Linked DNA regions of Homo sapiens: region 1 is linked to region 2. The links are chromatin loops, found by intact Hi-C in ENCODE. Cell type or tissue: A673. All regions are shown on one strand. Each heading gives the region's core, and the rest is flanking DNA. Links, peaks and the distances in the headings are about the cores only.

Region 1 (2,925 bases), core at 330-2,829, 220 kb after region 2:
ATGGATAGTTTTACAGCATTGATTGTGGTGATTTCACAAGTGTATGCTTATCTCTAAACTCACTGAGTTGTACACATTAAATATGTCTGGCTTTTTGTACATCAATCATACCTCAATAAAGTGGTTTTTAAAGAAAAAAAGATCATGAAAAACACTGAGCTCTTCGAGTCATTTTCAAAACAAATTTCAATTTTTTGACCATTTAAATCCCTCTCATGAAAGATGAAGTGAGCACTCATAACTATTTCCCTCCTCTCATCCTGACTTACTAGTTATATTGTTTGTTTCATATTGTCAGTCTTTTTAACTTTAATATTCTGTTTGGCAGCCATAATTCTCACAATTCTTTTATCTTAGTTTTGTATTTAAGTGGATAGAGGTTTCACCATCAGTCCTTATCTTCATACCCAAATTCTTTGTTTGGATTTATGTCTGACTTTCAGGATTTAGTCATCAATTCTTCATGTTATATATATTTATTATTAAAAATTTTTCCTACTAATTCACCAGTACCAAAACAAAACAAAAAAAAAGTGACCCACAGCTATTAGGCTCTGTACCTGGGAGGTCCAGCTTTGAATTAAGTTTTGGTACTGGGGAAGCAGGTATTTTTAGAGGGAAAAACGGTAGCAGAGCTCCAGAAGTTTCACTTACTTGGGACAGACATCTTTTGATGTATACTCTCGTTTCGGCTCTCCAGCACCAAACTGTCATGGGCCAAAGATCTATGTGTAACAATTGGTAATATGCTTCTGTTTTAGAGTAGGCTTTAATAGCTACTTATGGTAAGGGGGAAAGTGTAAACAATCAGCCAGCTCACTTGAAAGTGACCACTTAAGTGATATAGAAAATTAATAATAATCTTAAAAAAAAACAACTTACTCACCTTGGGTAGTGCTAGTCAACTATCTTTTTCCCAATCTTAAAACACCCCACGCCTTCTCGCCTACTGCAATATAGGAAGTCTCCACTGTGTATCTTACAACTCTCGAGTTCTATCCTTGGCTATATTCATTCATTCCTCATTTCTATTGTTAGCCATATCCATTCATTTCTGTCTCTATACTCTACCCAGTAGGTTTCATCTACTCTCCCAATCTGAACTACGCAGATGATCCTGAGTCTTCATATTCATACATAACCTGACCTTTCAGGCTTTATTCAAATGTTCTAATTACTTATTAGGCTGGCTATCTGGATAATTACCATCTCCAAAACTGAAAATAATCTCCCCCAGCTATTCCTCCATAATCCTATTTGTTCATTTCAAAATGTCAAGGTTACTTCTGACCTTTTCCTCTTCCTCTACCACTGAGTTTGATTACTTCATTCTTTACAACATTCCTTGCATCCTTTCTCTCCTGTTACTACAGACACCATGCTAATTCAGGATTTTCACACTTCACGTAAAAACTGGATTATCACAACATTTATGACTATTCTTCCTGTTATGAAACAGAGTAGTCTATTACCACTAAGACATCTACCATATCACTACATATTGCTATACCTATGACAATTGTGATTATGGTCCTTGACTACATGATCAACTCCTAAGTCTTTAACCTTCAGTAATTTAGCTTTAAAAATTTTCACCTTACCTCCCCTCACACTTCTATATACATTCCCCATTTGGCCAGTCTGCTCTATTTAACATCCAAAAAACATATTCTATGCATTTCCTGTGCCATTTCCTCCATCTGGAATACATCATGTTTCTGATTCTTTGAGGTTCGTATTAAACACTGCCCCAACTGGAAGTGTTCTCACAGAAAGTTCGAGCTGAAGGAAGATCATCTCCATCTGCAAAATGAACTTTAAAAGATCATCTCCTCCATCTATGAAATCAAAATGTTTAGGGAAACTGAGGCCAAACAACAATACAAATACTTTTCTTTCTGAACATTCATTTTTTCAACATTTTTTCTTGTTTCCTATGTGCTAGTAGGAGCTGTGTCACCTACGTGGGCTTGGAGTTTTGTGAGAAAGGCTGGCTACCCATAAATTATCACACAAATAATTAAATTTGGATGAGTGCTTCAAAGAAAAGGGAAAGGACAGGGTATGTGTGATTGAGCAAAGAGGTGAGGCATAAAGTTTAGTAAGGGAAGACAGGAAAGGGGTTACTTTGGTTTGAGAGGACATCTTCCCTCAGTGGGGAAAAATCTTTTAACTCATCTATGCCTAGTGTTCCATTATTGGAACACTAAGCTTGTGGGAGTTATTTATATCCTACTGTTCAAGGTCATTGCTAAGGTCTGATATTTCACAAAAAACATTTGCAACCTCCGGTATAAATGGGTTAAGCAGGGGTGAGGGTGAAAGACGGAGTAGGAATTAACTCTGCAAAAAGGTAGATTTCCACAGGCCAAAGGAGAGCCCAGAGAAAGGTACTTTCAAGGACTTAAGGTCTGGGTGCTAGAATAAAAGGATGGGTGCAAGAGGTGAGGCTGCACAGGCAGGGAGGGATAAGAGCAAGCTGGACTGTGAAAGGTCATGTTGAAGATTTCTGGACTTTTTCCTAACAGCAAAGAGGCCTTGTATATCATGTTCCAAGAACTTCATGTCAGGACCATGGCTGATCCTGGCATGGGTAACAATGAAAAAAGCAATTACAAAATCAGAAAAAAATTCTAGTTTTATTTCAACTGAAAAACATTTCCTATATCCCTGTTACTCTTCTTTGTGTGTGTCATCTCACCCAAAATCAAGTTAAGAAAAGAAAGCATATGAATTTACAAATATAGCCATTTTCAGTTGGTCCACTTGGCTTTGACAAGAGGTCATGTATGTATACGGAGGTATGTACACTTACAGACACTTAAGGGAGTATGGGTCAGTTTCACATTTCTTAAAAGTGAAACATTTCAAGTAATAGCAATCCTTGAAAATGACTGCTATTATTTGAAATGAAAATGAAAAATG
Region 2 (2,925 bases), core at 235-2,734:
GGTTTGACATTCTACTGCCGGGCGTTTCCTCTTCGCTGGTGTTGTTTGTAGTCAGGCCCCAGCTTTTAACATGCTGGTCTGGGGATGCACCTTAAGACTGACCCAGAGTAAGGACATTTTGATGCTGACATTTCCTGTCTCAATTTCCTTCCCTGCTTCCTTATGATTAATGGTCAGGCCTCCTCCCACCTGCGTTCCTGCCTTCCAGCCAGAGATGCACTATCCGACAGGAAGAGAAACTGTTTGCCTGCAGTTTTGTAACTAAAAATAACAATAAGAAAAATGTTCAATTAATCTCTTGCTTCCCCAGCCTGCCTTGCACCGGCTCTCTGGGTTGTGCTCACATGTTAGGTCGGGCAAGGTGCTGGCCAGTTGCAGAGTCTTTTTAAACTGCTAAGGAAAGCGGAGGCTGGAGGATTCCAAGCCAGGTCACAACGGGTAGCAGGCAGGACCTCAGGCCTGCTTTACTTTAAAAATGATCTCCTGTTCACTGAAAGATTACTGTGTGCCAAACACTATGCTAAGCATGCCATCTACGTGATGTCATTTAATCCTCATAGATCAACCCAATGAGATAGTTTGCATCACCTACATTTTAAAAATAATAAACAGAATCAGAGAGGTTAAGTAAGGTGCCCAAGGTACACAGCTATTAGAGACAGGATTTAAGCCCAGGGTTCTCTTGATGCATTTTCGTGAGCATCTGATTTGGTTTTTCATTTTAATAATTATAATTATTAAAATTGTAAACACTGAATTAACAAAACATTTTTAAGTCTTTAGTATTCACTGGGAAAGATGTCAAGTTCAGGGGGAAAACAGAAGTAAGAATAATTCCTGCCTTCAAGAAGTTTTCCATTAAGTGAAACAAGTCTGTTGTCTCTCACCTCTCATATTGAAGAAATATGGGAGTTGTTTGAAATAAAATCATATTTGTCCCACTCAATCTCATCATGATATAGTTGCTCTTCTATTTTGGATCCACTAGCAGACATTTGATATGTTTAGGATGAGTGTTTTTTTTCTCAACCATTAAAAAAATGTAATTCAAGTCTCAAGGCAATGATTACTCCTTTTCTATTGTGTTTTAACAAGTAGCACAGAGGGGTCAGTAGACCACTGGTAATAGACAGAACCTGTATTATACCCAACAACAAAAGGATGCCGGACCACCCCTGCTGCATGTCAGTAGGTGGCAGTCTGGCTTTGCACACACTGTGTGCCTGGGCTCAAGTGGGTTTCACAAATCCACGTGCCGTGGAAATACCCATCACCAACCTTTTCAGAGCTTTCTGGCCCTAAAAGCAATGCATTATCCAAACCTGAAGACATAAATGTTGTGATTGAGGCATTTCGAGAAACTCTTATTAGCTTGTCTTTGTTGAACTTTGGGAAGAATCTTATGGGGACTCAGATCCATAGCTGCTGTGTTTTACCATCAACTCCCCCTTGTCCGTGGATGTCGTGCCTGCTTAGCACTCTCTCAGGTCTCACCCACCTGCGCCAGGTCCCTGAAATGGGCTGCCACTGCTCACCTGAATGGCTGCCTTCTTGTATAGCTAACTCAGAGAATTCAAATAGCTATGCCTTCCTCCAGGAATTCTCAATCTCCCAAGATATCATCAGTTGTGATGAAATGATTGCAGGACTTTAATATAACCCTGTCAGTGAAGACACCAACAATATGATATTTGTGATAATAATGGCTGACAAATTTACCTCTGAATTATCTATAAAAAAAACTTGTTTGCCAAGAAAACAACCCCTAAAGATGAGATTATGGGAATCCTGTTGACTTAAAGGGAGCCAAAAATCATATATTCAATCATACATTGCATGAATTATACCATTGTCTAGATGAAGTGGTATCAAAGTACATTCCATTCGTAGAATCAAGTTCTGAAGAAACTCTGGAAATTTTGAGTTAGCGGTAATCTTGAGTCACTCCATTTACTAGAAAGAAGAAGGCAGCCTTTCTTCAGACATTTAAATCATATTATGGACTTTACACTTATAGTAGTCCAGTTTCTTTAAATTAATAGATTGACTAAATTAGTTTTACTCTATTTGGAGATCTAAGTAATTTGGCTAGTTTGACTAAATGAGTTTTACTCTGTTTTTGAGCTTCATATAGAAGCAAGAAATTGACATAATTATCTAATGACTTTCCTCATCACAAGATATTGGGTCAATTTCCTCTTTTTCTTTTTCAGGAAATACCTATTGGTGAGTGCCAAATAAAGCTCCTTAGGAAGCATCAGGAGCTCTTTAAATAAGCTGCTGGAAGCCACTTTTCATTTCTTTGCTGACAGAGCTGAGTGCCTATATCCTGGAGTTAAACTTGGGCCAGAAGGACTTTGTCCCATCTGCTGGTGTGACAGAAAGGGTCCCAGGAGGGCATCTGCCCTGAAGTCCCTCCTCCATGATGCCAGGCATCTGAAATTCCACTTTTAGAGATGACCCCGATAGACTCTCAGTCTTTAAAGATTCACTCATACTAATGCAAATATTTCTGCAGGCCATAAATTAAAGCCTTGGATCAGTTACCACTCACTTTCCCACTGAGAAAGCCACCCAGGAGCTCTGTCAAGAATGTGCCCAGGCAGACACTTTCAGAGGGGAGGCATGTGTGGGGGTCCTGGGGTGGAGGAAGGGCACTGAGAGCAGAGATGACAGTAACCAGACTCCATCCATGACCCCCACGGCCCTCTAGGACCTGGGCCTGCCCACCTGTCCAACCTCAGCTCCCACCATTCACATCTTGGCTTCTTGGCCTTTCTCTTTGTGGACACACCATCCTCTTCCCTGCCTTAGGGCATCTATGGTGGCTACTTCTGGAATATTCTTCTCCAAGACCTTCTCATGACTGGTTCACCTTATTATTAATGTCTCCAATAGCTCCAATATTTCTGTCTCTGAGAGGCC

What was found. Peaks named below come from ENCODE experiments on the same cell type or tissue, not always from the same donor. Only the 100,000 strongest peaks of a DNase experiment are listed, where the experiment ranks them.
Region 1: a loop joins it to region 2, with 6 times the contacts of the local background. A loop is called at or near these places in 10 of 110 quality-filtered maps.

The regions. Positions count from the first base shown.
Region 1 is chr13:97,437,845-97,440,769 of GRCh38, reverse strand. All of the region lies in intron 1 of RAP2A (RAP2A, member of RAS oncogene family), which reads right to left. Among named protein-coding and RNA genes, the nearest start is that of RAP2A, 5.1 kb to the right of the region's middle. RefSeq lists a silencer at 2,380-2,573. In A673, for the core only: no CTCF peak of the experiment used is centred there; DNase peaks (open chromatin) are centred at 1,359 and 1,699; H3K4me3 peaks cover 1,919 bases; H3K27ac peaks cover 2,461 bases.
Region 2 is chr13:97,658,078-97,661,002 of GRCh38, reverse strand. The region is part of intron 3 of LOC105370324 (a long non-coding RNA gene); the gene reads left to right. Among named protein-coding and RNA genes, the nearest start is that of RAP2A, 230 kb to the right of the region's middle. In A673, for the core only: CTCF peaks have their summits at 992 and 1,192 (motif pointing right); a DNase peak (open chromatin) is centred at 2,332; H3K27me3 peaks cover 845 bases.